Linked DNA regions of Homo sapiens: region 2 is linked to region 1. A link is a loop called in an ENCODE intact Hi-C map of the cell type or tissue named here. Cell type or tissue: dorsolateral prefrontal cortex. All regions are shown on one strand. Links, peaks and the distances in the headings refer to the core of each region. The heading gives the core; the rest is flanking DNA.

Region 1 (9,877 bases), core at 1,274-9,273:
AGAGAGAGAGATATTGGTCTACACCTAGATCCCCTCCCTCTCTTACTTGTGGCCATCTAAAGACAATCTCTTATATTCTCGTTTCCCTCTGACACTCTCAACCTTGTCTTGGTAAATCTGCCATTTTTCCTTTATACTCATAAACCTTACACTTACTTGCTTTCCACTTAGATTTCTCTACATTACAACTATCTACTTTGGATCCCAAATGATTTTCTATATTTTATCCAGAAGATTTCTTGAAGTTGAGAATAGGTGGATAGAGAGTTCCAGCAAACTGGGTACTTGGATGACTAGAACAAATGGAAGGCTTTTCTAAGGTTCAGAAATTGTTTTTGGCTAAACAGCCTTGGTCTTGAGGCCTAATTGATCCTAGTGTCAGCATGATGGGCTGAGGGAGGTAAGCTGACAGTGTGCAGAGTAGAGGCTGAGAGGACCAAGCTTGCTTTTGGGTTGACCTCATGTGTAGTCATCTGATAATAAAACCTCAAAGTCCAAGATAACTTGGATTCAGTTTCCTCATAGGCTAATGTGAATATACAGAAGTCCTACTCTTTTAGGTGGAGTTATGGGATTAGTATTGCCTGGGCATTGATGGCACATAAGTGGTAGCATCTTAACCCTGAAAGAGGTGGGGAAAAAGTGAATTTCAAATTGAAACAGGACCCTAGCCAGAGCCTCTAGGTAGTAGACAGAGTTTAGCCCACCAGGAAGTGAGGGTTGGCAAGTACTGAGCTGTTGTTTGGCCAAAACCAGCAATCAGAGACCAGGGCACATAGCTCCAGGTCCAGCAGGTCCTGTAATATGAATCAGAATTGGGGCATGAGTCCCAACACACGATAGGCTTACCAGGAGCAACTGTGGAAAGGGTATCAGCCAATTATCCCATGGGTCCACTTCCAGGGTCTCACATGAGATCTGCAACATTGATCAGCAGGTGAATTTCAAACCTCAGCTTCAATGGGAGACTCAGAAAGTAGACAGAAGACAGGCAGCTACAGGTAGGGGTAGAATGGACCATATCTAGAGAGTTAGAGCCTTCTTGGCTGGTCCATATTTTAATATTTTAATCCCATTTCTGGAGATAAACAATGCTTGCCTCATTAATTCTCCTGATTGGTTTGAAAAAATGCTTTTTAATTAATTTTTCATTCACTTCTTCCTTATTTTCTTTGTTGATCTCTTCACGTATAGGTTTCATCAGTCATAATATGGGTATTGTAGTCACTTCTACCTTATAAATTCTTCTGAGTATTAAAATGACAAAATGTTAAAAAGTATCTTACATTTAGCATAATGCTGGATGCATACTTCTCAATATGGTGGTTATTACAAATATTAATATCAATATCTGTTCCACACAGATTGTAAATACCAGCTGTCAATTTAGTGAGTCTCTACTTTAATCAACTTAGTAAGGCTTCATGCCAAGTTGACCATTTACTCAGTTTTAATTTTGATACCTTTTTGATGCATAAGTCTAATGGCTATTTTTATTAGATTGATTTTTATTTAAAGAGTTGTCTGGTTTATCATCCATTAATTTAGAATTTGCTAGTTACTAAATAGAGAATTTCATGTTTTTCAGTCCTAAATCTCTAATATTTAAGAGACTTACTGATATTCTAGAGAAAAATTAATGTCTTTTTAAAAGCTATAAATTTGATATTTAATGATAAATTCAATTTAGTTCAGTTCTAGAATCTGGAGAATGGTAATATCTGTTTACTGGCAGCTTTCTTTAGAATGAACTTCTTTAGCCTCTGATTTTTTTTAAAGTTTAAATTTTGACTGATGTGTTTCATGGAAAAAAATGCACATGCCAATGCTTATTTTTCATAGTAAAATTCATTGATTTATAGCTGTCCATCTGTATAAACTTCATGTCCCGGGGTTTCAAATTCATTTAAGGAAACAAGAATACAGTCTAGGAAAGGAAGGTAAAGTATTTTATAATTTATGAGGTACATACTGGGAAGAAACATGCCAAGCTAAAACAAATGCTTTCCTGTGAAAAGAAAAAGTATCACGTGAATTATAATGGAATTATTTGTTCAATGTTTGTTTATAAATCCAATTATTAAAAACCTGAAATAAATTACAATTTAAAATATAACTATCTTACAGTTAAAAATGGTATTCACTGCAGTATCTCATCTATATCCACCAGGGTAGTGCCTGTGGTTGGATGACTGGTGCAGTTTACAACTGGAGTGGTGGAGTAGACGTTCACATTATCCTCTATGGGACTAGTACCCATGCCCAGAATAGTGCAGTGCACAATGTGTACAGCTGTACTCAGTGGCCCTAGCTATGGCAGACACACTCGTAATTAGTGGCGATCCTAAATTCCTGTGGCATCCAAGTTGTTCATTCCACAAAAAGAAAAAACAAGTACAAATATTTATGGACTGCCTTCTGTGCACCATTAAAATTACTACAATGTTTAAGAAAGAATTCCTACCCAAAAGGAGCACAGAGAGAAAGCCAGACAGATGAACAGTAAAATAGAATGTGATACAAGAATTCAGTTAGAGAAATGTACAAGGTACAATAGGACAAAAGAAAGGGGGCATGTAATACAACCTGGGACTTCAGAAAAAAGTTACTAAAAAATACGTCACATTGGCTCAGCAATGAGGATGAGCAGAAGTTTGCAAAAAAAAAAAAAAAATGACCAGGCATTTCTAGAGATGGAAACATCCTAGGTAAAGTCATAGGGGCAGGAGATATCAGGGTATATGGCAGGAGACATAATCAGCTCAGTAGTATTTAAGCATACAACATAGGACAAGAGTAGAGAAACATGAGGCTAGAATTAAGGCAGGTGGCTGACATACAAATAGAGTCAGAAAATCCAAACTATAAGCTACTGCAGTAGTCCAGATAAGAGATGCTTAATGCTTAAACTAGGATCGAGATGGCAAGAGTGAAAATAAGGGGATAGATTGGATAAATATTCATCATTTATTCATTCCTCTGACATTCGTTGAGTTTTAAGGACTATGCTCAATATGCCCCTGAGTTTATCAACCAAGTCCCTGCCCACGTGGCAGATGCAGTCATGTAAGGGAGACGCATGGGAGGCAAACTTGAGGATTAAGTGTCTGACAGAATTGAAAAGTAGGCAAGTGAAAGCCAGGCCGGTCAACTTCTAGATTTTTGATGGGCAGCTGCTAGATGTGGCCCATTCTCTAAATCGGTATTACTGTGGGAGGAGAGGATGATGATGAGTTCAGGAACGGGTACATTGAACTCAAAACACTCGAACCATGACATTTAAAGAGTAATTTCAGCATTGAATTGTGCCAAAAATATAAAGAAATACATAAATCATACACAGCGTGATGCTTAATTTTGGTGTCACCTTGACTGGCTTAAGGGATATCCAGATAGCTGGTAAAGTATTATTTCTGGGTGTGTCTGTGAGGATGTTTCCAGAAGAGATGAGCATTTGAGCATCCTATTAAACAATCTTATTTTCTGTGAGGATGTTTCCAGAAGAGATGAACATTTGAATTAGTAGACTGAGTCAAGAAGATGGCCCTCACGAGTGTGGGTGGGCATCATCCAATCTGTCGAGAGCCTGAACAATAAGACAGAGGGAAGGTGAATTCTCTCTCTTCAGGAGCTGGGACACCACCATCTCCTGCCCTTGGACATCAGACCTCCAGGTTCTCCAGCCTTCAGACTCTGGAGTTTGCAGCAGGAACAGCTCACGAGGTTCGCAGGTCTTTTGTCCTCACACAGCTTCCTTAGCTCTCCTTGCAGACACCATATCAAGGGACTCTTGGCCTCCATAATCATATGAGTCAATTTCCATAATAAATCCCTTCTTACATATCTCTCTATATATAAGTTCTTTTTCTCTGGAGAACCCTGACTAACATACTACATATACATAAATACATAAAACTACAATGAGATTTCTGCTAAAGGAAAAACCTGCTCGATAGAGCTCTTGTTTATGAATGGATGGATATAGTTCTTCAGAGCTGAATTGTACGTGCAGTATTTCATTTAAGGCTCCACTGATATTTATGGCAGTAAAAAGATGTTCAATTTAAAATGACAAACTTATAATTTAAAGCAATAAAAAGATACACAAGAACCCCTGGCTCCTTGGCAAGATTGGACTGCAGCCTCACAGTGTGAGGCACCGGGAAAGAATTTGTTCTTGTGTGTAGGCTGAACCCAGACCAGTAGGCGATTGCATCTGGGCAAGATCTGTGAATGAGTTAACATTTTTCTATTCCAAAAAAAAAAAAATGTTCTCCAAAAAGTAGTTTTTGTTATTTTACTTTCAGCTGTTTTCAAGGATAATGTTCAGATTTTTTGAATTCAGGAATTCACTTGAGGTATTTAACAGATCTTTCGGCTTCTTCCCAGCCTAATTTTCCTAATAAGCAGCATTTTAACCTACTTTCTTTAAGAAAAGAGAAATAACTTCAAGGGGAAAGAAAGTAGAGTAAGCTGATACAAACACTCCAGAAAGTGCTTCACAATTTGAAAAGTGTCTAAGAATGAAACTTTATATTTTGATGGTAAAAAAAGCTAGTTCCAAAAATAATTATGCCTTAATATTACACAAATTCATTCAACCATATGAAAAATATAGACTGTCAAGAATATTCTTCACAAACATTTCTTAACAGCAAAATCAATCACAGTTAACATACTCATCATATGTATGGCTTTTGCCAAATTCGAGCAGCAATCTGTTTAAAAGGAGAAAAAAGCACTAAATATGAGTCCTCGTTTCTAATCTGAAAATAAGAGGGTTGACCTAATGATCTCGAAGGTAACTGCTAATTTAAAAAGCCTGCTATCCTAGATCAGTATTTTGAGATTAAACTAATCTTTCCAAACTAAACTTTCTAAACTTTGTAAATTATTAACAGTAATTTGCTCTATGTAAAATGTTAAGACATTTTGAAGGTTTATTTAAATTTAAAGTGTTCTATTTTGAATCATGCAAGATTGATATGTTATAAAAAAAAAGTTCCAAGATGTTAAATGCCAGAGTGTATTTATTCATTCATCCCTTGTGCATCCCATGCACACCATCATATTGAGCCATTTATTTATTCATTCATTGGTTTAAATATTTATTGAGCATATGCTGCATAGCCAGCACTTAAAAGACACTAATGAAAGGGAACCAGAAGACACATTTTCTGCCCTTTTCCCTTAGAACCTGATTGGATGGGAAATTCTTTTTTTTTTTTTTTTTTTTTTTGAGACAGAGTCTACCTCTGTGACCCAGGCTGCAGTATAGTGTCACGATCTCAGCTCACTGCAACCTCCGCCTCCCGGGTTCAAACAATTCTTCTGCCTCAGCCTCCTGAGTAGCTGGGATTACAGGCACATGCCACCACGCCCAGATAAGTTTTGTATTTTAAGTAGAGATGGTGTTTCACCATGTTGGCCAGGCTGGTCTTGAACTCCTGGCCTCAAGTGATCCGCCTGCCTTGGCCTCCCAAAGTGCTAGGATTACAGGTGTGAGCCACCATGCCTGGCCTGGACAGGAAATTCCTGAATGGTGCTTAACATGTACAGCAATAGTCTAAGCACTCATCATACAAAAAAAAAAAAAATTGGAAATTTTACCTTGCAAAATATTAGTGTGTCTTTGTCCATAATTTCAGGGAAATACAAGTGAAAGAGTGAATTAAGATACTTGAATGATGTGACTTGTCAGGGATTTGCTGCCAAGAGCATCTCACAGGGAAGCCAGGAGTGTGGATGGGTAAAGAGGAAGTAGGGATCTGGGAACTGAAAACCCCAACATAGAGGCTTCAGGGAGCCTGGTTTTTGCAAGGTCTGGGAAAGAGGTATCCGTTGTCCTGTTCTCTCACTTGTCTCTATTTTATATCTGTCTAACATTCACCTATCAGAAGAATCACTTAAAAACATTATATTTATTATGAACAGCAGACATTATTTGCTGTTTTGACTTTTTATAAAATGCTCCATGGTAACTGCTTGTAAAACGGTTTTATTTTATATGTCAATGGCCTTTGCATGATAGTCCTTGTCTGACTTTCCATCTATTATTCCATGAACATTTTCTATTGTCAACTTTTAAATGCTAGGAAAAAAACAAACTAGTGGCTTGAGAGTCAAGCCTATTCCATTTTCTGTTAACCAGCAAATCACTCCCATACTGCCACCTAGTGGGCCATAGCAGCAGCTTCCACGATTGACAGAAATTGTTAATTCAAGTAAACTCAAATTTAGGATTCTTCAAAATTTCTGCTTTTGCATTAGTTGCTTGGAATACTCAAATCATCTTAACATAAAAATGATATCATGAATGGTTGTTAGGTTTCCACCTTGCTCATAAAACCATTGATCCCACATAAAACCATTGAACCATTTGCTTTGGTTTGGTTTGGTTTTTTGAGACAGTCTCACTCACTCTGTCGCCCAGGCTGGGGTGCAGTGGTGCAATCTCGGCTCACTGCAACTTCTGCCTCCCGAGTTCAAGTGATTCTCCTGCCTCAGCCTCCGAGTAGCTGGAATTACAGGCGTGTGTCACCATGCCCGGCTACTACAATGTACTTTGAATGAACACTGTCTATGTATGCAGACCTATCTGTAGTCACAGCTCCGTGGAGATGTCTCGTGTCATCTCACTTGTACCTTCTGCTCTTACTCGTCCTACAATCTATGAGAAAATGCCTGATTCCCAGCCTTCCACTCCAGCCTTGATGCCTCGACCTGTACTCTGGCTTGGGCAGAAAAAGAACTTCCTTGGGGTCCATCTCTCTCTCTCTCAGCCTGCTGCTGGTTCCTGAAGCTGTGGCTCAACCAAGAACCAGATTCCGCCTCTGTCCCTGTCCCAATTCTGGACTAGCCTCCATTCCACCCTTGCCTGGCCCCTTTGGATGCCTCGCTCCAGCCTTGCCTCTCTGATGGCTCAGTTAAACCCTCACTAATGAGTTCCCATAGTGATTTTCACCCTGTGGCTGGATCAGGCCCTCACAGCTCCTCTTGACCAGAGAGGTAGTTGTCTTCTCTGCTTATTCCTCCTTTCCAAATATTTTTAAGTGTATGATGAATTAGTAGTGTGTTTGCCTGATCCTAGGGAAAAAGGGACACAGTAGCTTAAGGAATTTCTCATTCTTCTGGTTTTCTGTGATGGCCTCTGTCCTTGAGTTGAGGTCTGAATATATGTAGAATATATCTAGCTAAAAGGAGCCTGCCTTATAGTCTAGACTTTTTTTTCAAATTTTATATAAAGGTGTCAAATATGTAATGGATATATACGTAGCTTGGCCAGGCAGTGTTTCGGGCCCTAGATATAAGATGCTGTTCTCATCTTATTTTATTGGGGGAATGAGAGACAGACAGCAAGTTAGCACATATATAACATATAATAATACTTTGAATGATGAAAAATGTCTTGAATGAGAAAAAACAAGGTAAGAGGACAATGAGTACTGGGAATTGTATGTGTCAGTGGGGATATTTTACATAGTTTTCTAAGGAACACCTCTGGATTAGTTGTCTATGGCTGCATAAAAAATTATCCAGAGGTTTAGCAGCTTAAAATAACAAACATTTATTACTTCGCCATTTCCATGGGTCAGCAATCCAGGTGCAGATGAACTGGGTGCCTGTGAATCAAGGAGGTCTCTCACAAGTCAGCCATCAGGGTTGGGGCTGCAATCATTTCCAAGCTTAACTGGGAGAGTATCTGCTTCCAAGCTCACTCACATGGCCAGTGACAAGCCCCAGGTGCTCACTGGCTCTCGATCACAGATATCAGTTTCTTGCCTTATAGGTCTGTCCGTAAGGCAATTGACAAGAGTTCTAAGAAAGATAGAATGAGAAAGACTGGTACAGAGCATGAAAGATGTAAGCCAGACTCTTTTTGTAACCTCATTGTGGAGGTGGCATCCTATCACTTCATTGCATTCTATTTGCTACAAGTGAGTCACTAGGTCCAGCCCACACTCACCTAGTAAATACAAGCAGGCAGAGATCATTGGGAGTTATGTTAGACAAAGTGATATTGGATGAGAGGCTAGAATGAAGTAAGGAGCAAACTCTCTGGGGAAGCATTACCCATGTCAAGGGATCAGCAAATATGTAAACCTTGAGACAGGCACATTCTTGATGTGTTCAAAGAACAGCAAGATTTGCTTGTCTGGAGCCCAGGAAGCAAAGGAGAGAAGCACAGAAGATGAAGTCAGATATACCTGGAAGGTAGACATGGACCTGCTGTGTATCACTATAGATCAGTGTGTAATTTTAAGAATTTTATATAAATGGAATTAGACATTTATATAAATAATAATCAGCATAATTGTTTTGAGATTTATCCATGTTCTTGAGTATATCAATAATCCATTCCTCTTTATGTCATTGATTGTAACACTGTTAATCTATTCACCTGTTGATGGGCATTTAGGTTGTTTTTAGTTTGGGGCCGTTACAAACAAAGTTGCTATAAACATTCATGTGCAAATCTTTTTATTTATCTTGGATAGTTACATGAGCACGCAATACCTGAGTCATACAGCAGCTATATGTATCTTTTTTAAAACTGCCAAGCTGTTTTCCAAAGTGGCAGGACCATTTTCCATTCCCACCATTCAATGTGTGAGAATTCCAGTTGCTCCACATTCTCCCCCAACATTTGATTTTTAATTTTAGCCATTCTAATACGTGCATAGTGACATTCTTTTGTGGCTTTAGTTTTCCTTTCCTCAATGATTAGTGCTATTTAACATTTTTTCATCTACCTACTTGCTATTCATTTATCTTCTTTGATGAAGCTTCTGTTCAGATTTCCCCCATTTCTTTTTTTGAAGAGGAAAGAGTTGTTTGAGTTTTGAGAATTCTCTGTATATTCTGGATCTGAGTCTTTTATTAGATATGCGTTTGATATTTATTTCCCATTTTTTCCATTTGTTCTTTATTGCCTTTTTCCTTTTACTGCCTTCTTTTGGATGGATTGAATAGTTTGTATTATTCCATTTTCATATTCTCCACAATTTTTTAATGTGTTGGGGGACGTGTGTGTGTGCATGTGTGTGTGTGTTTATTTTTTTCTCTTTGCAATTCATTTTGGAAACTTTTTATTGATCTGCTTCAAGTTTACTGATTCTTTTCTTAGCCATGTCAGGTCTACAATTATTTCTAATTTTCCCCTTCTGGGTATTTTTTGTTTATTTGTTTTGCTGCTGCTTTCATGCATTTTACTTCTACATGTTAAACTTACACATTAAAACCCCACAATATTTGGTTTTTAATTCTGCCTCAAGCCATTGATTATATTTTAAAGATATTTAATAAGAAAATTCTCTATATTTTTCTACATGCCATTTCTTAATTCTCTTCATTATTTTGTATAGGACCAAATTTCCATCTAGCATCATTTGCCTTATGCTTGAAAGACTTCTTTCAACATTTTTTGTAGGGCAGGGTCTGCTGGTGATTAATTCCTTTAACTAATATGTACCTTCATTTTTGCAAGATGTTTTCCCTGGATAAAAAATTACAGGCTGAAAGTTTTGTTTTTGTTTTTTCAGTATTTACTGATGTTGCTCCACTGTTGTCTAGTTTGCATTGTTTTCATCAAGAACTCTGCTCTCCTCCTTGTCTTTTTTCCTTTGTATCTAATGTGTCTTTCGCTTCGGGCTTTTAAATTTTTCTTTTTTTAACTGGTTTTAAGCAATTTCATTATAACGTGTCTTTGCATACTTTTCTTCATGTTTCCTATGCTTGGAGTTCTTTAAGATTCTTAGACCTGAGGTTTATAATTTTCATCACATTTGGAAATGTTTTTAGTAATTATTTCTTTCAAATGTTTTTCTGTCCCTCTCTCTCTTCTCCTGTGGGGGTTCCAAATTCTCCTGTATTAGTT
Region 2 (9,877 bases), core at 601-8,600, 550 kb before region 1:
CCCCTGTGTATAGAAGCATAGGATTGTTGGATGAGAAATACCATATTGCAGAAGCACTTGAAAAGTCAAAATTTGAAATACAGAAACATCAACCAATTTAGGTGATAACTGATTCCTAATTTGATGTATGTGGCTGACAGTTGGGAAACTGATTTCATGTGAAAGTGCACTGTTTGTACAATACTTATGCATGTCGTGTTGTTAAAATAACCACTTATGTGCCTTAGATGATGAGTTTACTAATTACATATGGAAACCTTTTGAGTTTTCACTTGTAAGATTTTTAATGGGAACAAAGATTTTGATGCACCATAGCAGCCCCTCACCTCTCTCTCTGCTCCTGCATGTGTGACATTTCTGACACTGGTGAGGAAGTTCACTTTCCATTGCTTTTACATCCTCATTCTTCTCTTTCTACTGATTTTACTTAGCCAGGTGGTCAGTCTGTTATTTGCTGGGACTGGAGAGCTTGGAGTCTAGTGGAGGAGACATGGAAATAGTTAATTAGAAAAGTTTCTTTTTTTTCTTTCTTCTTTTTTTTTTTTTTGAGATGCACTCTTGCACATTCGCCCGGGCTGGAGTGCAATGGCATGATCTTGGCTCACTGCAACCTCCATCTCCTGGGTTCAAGCAACTTTCCTGTTTAGCTGGGATTACAGGTGCCTGCTACCAAGTCTGGCTAATTTTTTTGTGTTTTTAGTTGAGACGGGGTTTCACTATGTTGACCAGACTGGTCTTGACTCCTGACCACGTGATTTGCCCTTCTTGGTCTCCCAAAGTGCTAGGATTACAGGCGTGAGCCACCACACCCGGCTGGTGATTAGAAAATTTTCTAATTGGTACTTGGAAAGTTTCAGACACTAGGAAGTAAATGTTAAGAAGGTGAAATACAATGTTGTGTTAGGAGGGGATTAGGAAGACCGTTTTGTCATTGTGGTCAGGAGGAGATGACATTTGAGTTGAAACCTTAATGATAACCAGGTGGACATGTGAAAATGTATCCACGTGTAAGGACGAGCCACAACACAGGAACTGAAAGACCAAATGACAGGGGCTTGGTGAGCAAGGGGGAGCACGAAGGAAGGAAAATTCAAAGAGGTTAGACCCTAGGTCATGTCACGATCTTAAAGGCCATGCTAACAGTTTGGAATTGTACAATAAGAATGATGGGAAAGCATTGGAGAGTTTGAAGGTGAGTAGTGGCAGAATCCCACCTGTTTCTGACAGAAGTCCCCCTGGCACTGGATGAGGAATAGATTATAGGGGCTGTGAATGAGAACAGAGATTATTAATAAGGAAACAGTGATTCCCTTCCACAAAGTAGATTCTGTTAATTGGTAGAGAGTATTCATCAGAACACGTAGCAGGGTTGGGAAAGGAGGCAAAATAAGTAGAAATAAGGAGTTTATGGTCTAGTTGAGATGAAATATTTTCAGAACATTGCAAATGAGAAAGATAATGTCATGAAGCTAAACCAAGTGACATATTTATATACTTTAAAGGTTAGCCTGAAACCAAAGCCAATTAGACTCCATGTGTATAATGAGGACTTTAATATCACATGCTTTGAAATATTACGTATTTTTCATAACCTGTCCTTCAGAAGCAATCACATGGTATCATTCGATCAAATTTAAAGTGATGTCCTTGGATTTTTGCAGTAGGAAACTTTGACATTTTAGTGGAGATGTTTAAAATTATTATCATTTTTCTGGATCTCATGTTTTAGGAATGTACAGTGTAAAATATCTTGTCATAGAAGTCACATTAAAGTGATGTTAATGTGAAATTTAAATCTGGAAAAGCCCCCAAGTGGTTTATCTGTACTTGAAGTTACTTGTTTTTCTGTTCTTTTCCTCTCCAATACATGCAGGAAAATACATACTTTTTTGACATTCATATAGATTGTTCTTATTACAATCATCCATTCATCCGTTTGCCCAACAAACATTTATTGACCACCTACATTGTATCTTTTTTGTTTTTCTTTAAATAACATACTACTATTAGTTGAAAGTATGTGAGCATTTGTCTACGGGAGTGTTTTGACTTTACCAGAGTACCTTTTCAATTTCTGTCTTTGTTGTATCTTCATTTTACTGTTAATTCTGCAGGGGTTCTCGTTTATCTTTGAATTGTAATTCTTATTGAAAGTAAAATAAAAAAATTATGCATAAGTATATAATTTGACCACTTTTCCAAATTTCTATAATATGGGCTTTTATAGCTTTTTAAAAAAGCAGGAATAGTTTCTTTTTAAAAAAAAAAAATACATTGCATTTTCAAAGTGGCTGTAGTTTGAACAATTTTGAGAGTAGAGCAGAAAATTGGAAACCAAGTCATTTAATCTTTAATGGGTAAATAACTCTATTGTAATCCTCTTAACGTGTTGTATGAATTATGATGACTTAAATTTGCATAGACTATTCTCTCCTGAGTCTAAGAGATTATGTACATTGAGTTGTAAGGTACTTTTGAAGGTATGTCATTGGATAACGAAATGTGTGGCACTTCTTTAAATTCCCCAGTGATCTCTCACTGGGAAGGGCATCCCACCCACCCCCACTTCCCCAAGGGACGATGTAATCATAGAGATGGTAATGAAGTTAAGTCAGTCCAAAAGCTTTTTCCTCTGCTGAATATTGCAAGTGCCTACTCCCCTCACCCTCCTCACCTCACTTTCTGCGCTCCTCACCCTTCTTAGCTCACAGTATGAAGGGGCCCCTTAGGAGCGTCATTGATTTTTCTTTAAGATTTCTGAATAGTGACTGGGTGCGGTGGCTCACGCCTGTATTCCCAGCACTTTGGGAGGCCGAGGAGGATAGATCACCTGAAGTCAGGAGTTAGAGACCAGCCTGGCCAACATGGCAAAACCCCGTCTCTACTAAAAATATAAAAATTAGCTGGGCATGGTGCTGCACGCCTATAATCCCAGCTACTGGGGAGGCTGAGGCAGGAAAATCACTTAAACCTGGGAGGTAGAGGTTGCAGTGAGCCGAGATCGCGGCACACTGCACTCCAGCCTGAGTGACAGAGCGAGACTCCGTCTCAAAAAAAAAAAAAAACCTGAATAGTGGGGTTTATTAGGAATTATTCTCACACTTCTGACATGAGGGGGTGCTTCATGATGACTCTTGAATATTGACATTTCAAGTTTCTAAGGACAGTTCTGCTGTCCCTCAGGCAGGTTGGGAGCCATTGTTTAAGAGCCAGACACAGCAAAGTTAAATTTGCTTTAATGGTTTAATTTAGGGAGAAATAATTTTCACGTTGCTCATTGAGCTTTCAACTCTGAGTTTGTCTTCCTATTTTGAATTGTTTTTCTTTACCTGTTTCTTTTTGCAAAAAAAGGGGACAGGGTAATTTACTCTGTGGCATATTTAGCACGCCTGAGGGAATGAATGTGGGCTGCTGTCAGAATGTTTGTTGTACAGAGAGTTAAGGTGGTATTGAGGAGGGAGATTGTAGGAGTTGGAGTGGTGAGGGAAGGCCTTACAGAAAATGCAGACTATGAAGTGGGCCTCAGGGAGGTTAGAAAACTGGAAAGGCCCAGAATGTGCAGATAAGGGCAAAGAAGGGCCTTGGAGGCAGGAGAGGGAGGACTGCCCAAGCTGTAACACAGGAATAAGCATTTCAAGTGTAGGGGCCACTGAAGAGGCCATTCCGTGCAGAGAAAGGCCAAGGAACTACCTCAAGAATATATGAAATGGCGTTTGGGTGGGTCGGTTGTGCTCAGTTGGTGATCAGCCAAGCAGTTTTCACTGGTTTCTGGAGGTCGCAACTATCAAAGATTCTCAAGCAGGGTGGAAAAGCTGGCGCTCACAAACCTCTTCATAAGCCTGCTCCAGAATCTGTCAGAATTCTCATCTTTTCTTTCATTTTATGCTGTTCTGTTGTTCTTTCTTGTGTAACCTTTCCTTTCTTCCAATAGGTCACTGCTGTCTGTTCTGACTTATTGCTAATTCTTTGCTCTTCCTTTTCTGACCTCTCTAGAGCCTAGAAGAGGAGATAACATCAATTTTGTTTAGTGAAAAGGGCTTTTCTGATAGCATGAAAGCCACCTTCACTTCAGCCACCACTTGGACAGCAGAGGGCGCTGTTGTGAGCGCTAATGCACCTTCTGAAAAGCTTTCTTCCTCGCCCTTCTCACACTTGCTTGAGGTGCATTTTACTTTGTTTCCCCTGTTACTAAAAGCCACATATGAGAGAGATTTTCATTTTTTTAAATATTCAGGCACCATTCCCTCCAGTGCTTTCATTGGTGAAATTAATTCTTCCTGGGAGAAACATTCAAGAAACAATGACTGAATTGGAACATGAAGAAAAGATATAGATTGGATGTTTCTCCTGCTTCTTTGGTCAAAGAAAAAAAAAATCTGCCTAAATTCAGAGAATAATTTAAATCATTAAGTTCCAGAGTCTGGGCTGTTAAGCAGAGGGAAACCCTCAACCAGATATGCTTTGCAGAGTTGACATTTTCAAAACCCCAAATTTCAGGCATCCTCTGATGGCATGTTATTTTTAAAATTCTGTTTATATGGAAAAAATCTGAAGTGCCTCCCATGCTCCATGACATAATTGCTTTTGAATGACCCTAAGGAATTCCCTGAACTTGGGCAGAACCTATCCAGCTAATTGAGGTTAAGATATAACAATAATAATAATTCACTGATCTATAATAATAATGAAATGTGTGTTTCAGAAATGTTCTGGTCACTGGATATGTTTATTATATGTAGTCATGGTTAAATTTTACCTGCTTATCAAAATAGATTGAGAGTTTTTTCAGTTTAATATCTAGAAACCTCTGAGTTTTCAATAAAACTGGAAAGATAGCTGTCTTCTGTTAGTAATGTGATTTACATGGTATTAATTTGGGTCAATGAAACCATGCCCTTACCATGTGTTTAAGAATAATAGGGCAGGTCCAAGAGAGTTTGTGAGTAGACGTTGACAGTGCTGCAGAGACGTGTGTGTGTGATGTTAGGATCTTCAGCTCATGGTTGTCCAAGTGTCTGGGAGAGATGAACTCAGCCCTGCTGTCTATTAGAGGCTCCAGTCCAGTTAGTACCTTGGCAGCTTCACAACAATATCCAGAGGGCTCAGTGGTGTGGTGCCCTTCTCCATCCAGAATGGAGTCACTTTCGTGAATAAATAGGGCTCCTGGCTCTAGCTGAATTATTTTTAAGTTAGATCATAGGCAGTAGTACCACCTAGAAGTCAAAAAGTTGGCCATGCTTGAGTTATATCATTGTAAAGCAGACTTTTTGTAAGTGTGAGAAAAATGTGAAGCTTTAAAAACCCCTCTGTACAAAAAGGTTTCCACCCTAGTTAATAATATCATAACATAGTAATTTGTTCCTAATGTATTAAGTCAACAGATATTTATTGAACATTTAGGTGCTATATTACTCAACTGGAGTAAATTACTTTACTCCCAAGAAGTAGATGTCTGAAGGGGATAGGAGTGAACATGTCAAATAATAAACTTGACTGAGTTTAGATTTCAAAGATGCTAGTAGAGGAGCTAAATTGTAAAAGGAAACACTTGGAGTCACCATTGACACCCACCCTATTGTATAATATAGCCTTTGCCAACCTATGATACGAATTGGAAAGTTAATAACCATTTCTGGAATGAACATTTTCATGTTAATAGCCTTCTGAGGCTAACTATAATTTTGCCAATTAAAACTTTTTTTTTTTTTTTAAAGAAAACCAGCAAAAAATAAAAGTGCCATCTCCTTGGTGCTGTGTTCATTTAAGAATCAGCGTTCCAGGCTAGACTTTATAGTCTGATTAAAACCAAAACTGTTACTAGGTTTTAAAAGTTAAATTTTTTTCTTTAAAATGATGAGTCAGCTTTGGTATAATTCAATTTTTGTAAACTGTTTTAACTACATAGGTAGAGCTTATAGGTATATCTATAATAAAAGCATTTTACTTCTTTGGGAGGATGCTGGCTGTTTTTGTGTCTTTTTGTAAGCTTTTTGGCATTTGTCTTGATTGTCCTCTATGTGACCTTGAGCAGAGGTTTCTGTAGATGTTGATTCTTGCTGTTTTGTCTTTGCAGTGTCAGATGTTTGTTTCAGTGGTTGTTGAGGTAAAACTGTATTGATTTTGTGTCCTCGGTTGCTTTTTGTTCTGCAGACACGTGCTCCCGAGTCAGAAGGGCCTTGCACTGGAGCCAGGGATGCTGTTAAGGTTCTCCCCTTTTTCCATGTTAACACCATTGCCTCACGTTTCTCATTGCCCTCACGTTTGCCCCGCTTCCCTTTCAGTCAGCCATCATAATCATCTTTGTTTTTCTCCATGACATGAATCTGCCATCGGTTAATTTGGGTTTCCGTTGTTTTTATTTATTCATATATTTTTGTTTTCCCTCATCCATCTTTTTTTGTACAGAGTTCACATGAGACTCTGAATATAGTGGAGGAGAAGAAGCGGGCAGAGGTTGGGAAAGACGAAAGAGTAATCACAGAAGAAATGAATGGTAAAGAGATATCACCTGGGAGTGGTCCTGGGGAGATTCGTAAGGTGGAGCCTGTGACACAAAAAGACTCCACCTCCCTGTCTTCTGAGAGCAGCAGCAGCAGCAGTGAGAGTGAGGAGGAAGACGTGGGAGAGTACCGTCCCCACCACCGAGTGACCGAGGGCACCATCAGGGAGGAACAGGAGTATGAAGAAGAGGTGGAGGAAGAACCCCGCCCGGCAGCCAAGGTAGTAGAGAGGGAGGAAGCAGTGCCCGAAGCCAGCCCAGTCACACAAGCAGGTGCCAGTGTAATCACAGTAGAAACAGTGATCCAGGAAAATGTAGGTGCCCAAAAGATACCCGGAGAGAAGAGTGTACACGAAGGCGCTCTTAAGCAAGACATGGGAGAAGAAGCAGAGGAAGAGCCACAGAAAGTTAACGGAGAGGTGTCCCATGTTGACATTGATGTTTTGCCACAAATTATTTGTTGTTCAGAGGTAAATGGGAGTCCCAGGTGGGAGCCAAACTCTAGAGCTGCTTCTCAGATGGGGAACTCCTGCCTTTCTTCTCCTGTCCTCCCAGTTCTTCAGCTTTTTTCAACAAGAATCTGATTTTTCTCTCTCATGGGAGGAAGGGGGAAGCACTGCTTTGTGGATTTTCTGCCCGCCCAGTTCATGGGTTCCAGCTTCTCTGCGGCCACTGGACACCTGTAGGGTAAACTTTCCTAGAAGCACCACATCAATTTTTCCTTCCCTTTTCACATTTAAATTTTTCTTTGCATGTTTTGGGTGTTTTCAACTGTTTTGTCTTCAGTTGCACTGCTTCCTCACACTAAATGCCTTTTTTTCCCCTTTTGGTTTAATTAGAAAAATGTATATGTAATGTTGAAAAAAAAAATGGTCACTGCTGAGTGTGTGTGCCCCTGATGTCATGATTGGGTTTGACTTCTTGGCTCATTCTTCAGCTTCAGAGTTTTAGAAATGACAGCAGTCTCTGATTACCGTGGTTCTCTGAATGCAGTATCCAGCAGTGATGAGAATGTTATTTCTTGAATGCCACTGTGATTTCTGTTTTGGGATTGCAGGGGTTGTATGGTTTTGTTAAGAGCCTTTCTTTTCTTCCAGGCAGCCAGAGGCTAGGCTATTTGATAGGAGGATATCCTCGCTTCTCATTCTATCCTGATGTCAATTCTGGAGTATTTGCCAGATGATTATATGTTTTGTGGATTATCTATACATTGGACATGAATCTTTTTCTTTTCAAAGAAGAGAACTTTTTGGTCACTAAGTGCAGTGTCTCTCATTTGGGAGTTAGGCTGAGGGAGGGTTTATTTCCTTGGGAATATTTCTTGATTTTAATATTAAATGCCCACAGTACAGAGATTTATTTTGTTCTCTTCGATGGGATGGAAAATGTTGAAGTGACTTTGTCTTAAAATAATTAAGTGGATTTTAACCATGTTACTTTTAAACTTCTGTTTCACTTTAGAGAAGATTTTTCAAGAGTCTTTGAACACTTTGAACTATTCTGTATTTAACATATCGTTACTCCTCTTTAAATAATTATGCCTGTTGAGAATGTTCTCTCAAAGAAAGTACTGCAGTATTTTGGTAGTAGTATAGTCTGGTGTTGCATTAATATTAAGCATGCATACTCGGCAGACTAAAATGTTAATAAGCCGTTGAATATTTCCTTTAATGTTTTAAATTGTTCAAAGCATTGGTGTAACATTGATGGAGTAATTTTAGATAGAGCATTTTAACTTAGGTAATACAGAAGAAACACTGCAAATTTTAGACAGGTATAACTGAAAACAGTAATACTTGAAGACATCCTTTCTGAAAATGGTGTGTCTGTTAACAATAAGGCAGAAAAGGTATTGTGGGCAGAAGAACAAATCTTAGCCTACCTAGCTGGCATGCCAGTTAAAGGCAGTGAGCCTTCACACAAACTATGTGGTCCTTTAAATTATAATAAAAATAGAGACAAGTCACTTCACATAGTTCATTCTATTTTCTTTTCAATTTATTATTACTTGCCCAAAGCTAAGGAGGGAGGAGGAGAGAGAGAGAGAGAGAGAGAGAGAGTGTGTGTGTGTGTGTGTGTGTGTGTGTGTGTGTGTCACTATACACTAGGCTTGACATAAAAGTAGTTTGGGACCATCTTAATTTAAAGAGTAACATAATTTAGGAAGCCATCATGTCAACTTATTTTTCATATATGTGTATGTACACATACACACATTCATATATATGTACGTATCTATGTGCACATGTATGTATGTGTATATATGATATATTTGAAGGAAAATTTTTCTTTTATTTCTTTTGTTTGTTTTAGGTTGTTTGCTTTTACTCTTTTCTTTTGTGCATGAGTGTGTGTTTGGATATGTTTCTTACTATTATTTGTGAAGGTTCCATTAAACACTTTTACTTTATTACCTCTAGAATTTATTTTTCCCTTCCTTTTCCACCTCAGCCACCAGTGGTAAAAACAGAGATGGTAACAATTTCTGATGCCTCACAAAGGACAGAAATCTCCACCAAGGAAGTCCCCATTGTCCAAACTGAGACCAAAACCATCACATATGAGTCTCCACAGGTACAAAAGCTCTAGACTTGGACTGTTCGAGCTCTTTTTTCCCTTAGTGTATCTATGTTTTCATTCTTTCTTCTCTTAGTTTACATGTTTCTGGCTTTGATGTAGCTTTTTGTATCTGCACTTTGTAAGTGTACTTCAACAACATAATTTGCTATGTTCTCTTAGATTGAGACAGAGAGCTGCAATTAAATTGGTAACCCAGTAATTATAGGGGAACTGTACATATGATTATTTAGGACAGACAGTATCAATCTTGTTCATATGATTGAAAGCCATTTCTGAGTTGACATATCTAAGAATGTTTGTGTACACTTAGGAAACAAATTGTCTTGCAAAGTTTATCTGATATAATTCATCGATTAATAATAATCCGATCTAATTGTGGATGTGATTTAGGCTTCTTTCCCTCTCTAACTCCGTGAAGATTGACCCAATCAACTCATTCTTGCTTGTAATAACACACATACACACACACACACACACAAACACACACAGGCACACACACCTGTGCTTCTCCTTCGTGTGGAATTATTTTCTAAAGACCTATGTAGTCATTCATATGTGAATGGTGATACCATGTGTCTAAATAATTATCAGATTTGTGTGTTTGATTTTAGGTTTTCACACATTGGTTCTGTAAAGATTTGGAATAAGCATTAAGATGTTTAACCTTAAGAATAACAAAAAAAGATAAAGCATTCATGATTTCAAAATAGAATATAAAATAAATATTTTCTCCACTTAGAAGATGAACCTTCTGTGGTAGAATTGTATCATGGTGGAGGATGTCAGGTTATTGACCTC

Evidence for each region. Hi-C counts contacts between places; a loop is a spot of excess contacts. Peaks named below come from ENCODE experiments on the same cell type or tissue, not always from the same donor. Only the 100,000 strongest peaks of a DNase experiment are listed, where the experiment ranks them.
Region 2: a loop joins it to region 1, with 6 times the contacts of the local background. A loop is called at or near these places in 71 of 110 quality-filtered maps.

Annotation. Positions count from the first base shown.
Region 1 is chr6:130,319,165-130,329,041 of GRCh38, reverse strand. LOC112267974 (a long non-coding RNA gene) reads right to left here. Exons shown (of 3, transcript XR_002956398.2): 3 at 5,540-9,877. It also overlaps a transcript of SAMD3 not described here. Among named protein-coding and RNA genes, the nearest start is that of TMEM200A, 42 kb to the left of the region's middle. In dorsolateral prefrontal cortex, for the core only: CTCF peaks have their summits at 5,973 and 6,175 (motif pointing left); DNase peaks (open chromatin) are centred at 4,177, 6,171 and 6,492.
Region 2 is chr6:130,866,655-130,876,531 of GRCh38, reverse strand. EPB41L2 (erythrocyte membrane protein band 4.1 like 2) reads left to right here. Exons shown (of 20, transcript NM_001431.4): 15 at 6,406-6,969; 16 at 8,951-9,073. Among named protein-coding and RNA genes, the nearest start is that of SMLR1, 44 kb to the right of the region's middle. In dorsolateral prefrontal cortex, for the core only: a CTCF peak has its summit at 4,079 (motif pointing right); a DNase peak (open chromatin) is centred at 4,091; H3K27ac peaks cover 291 bases.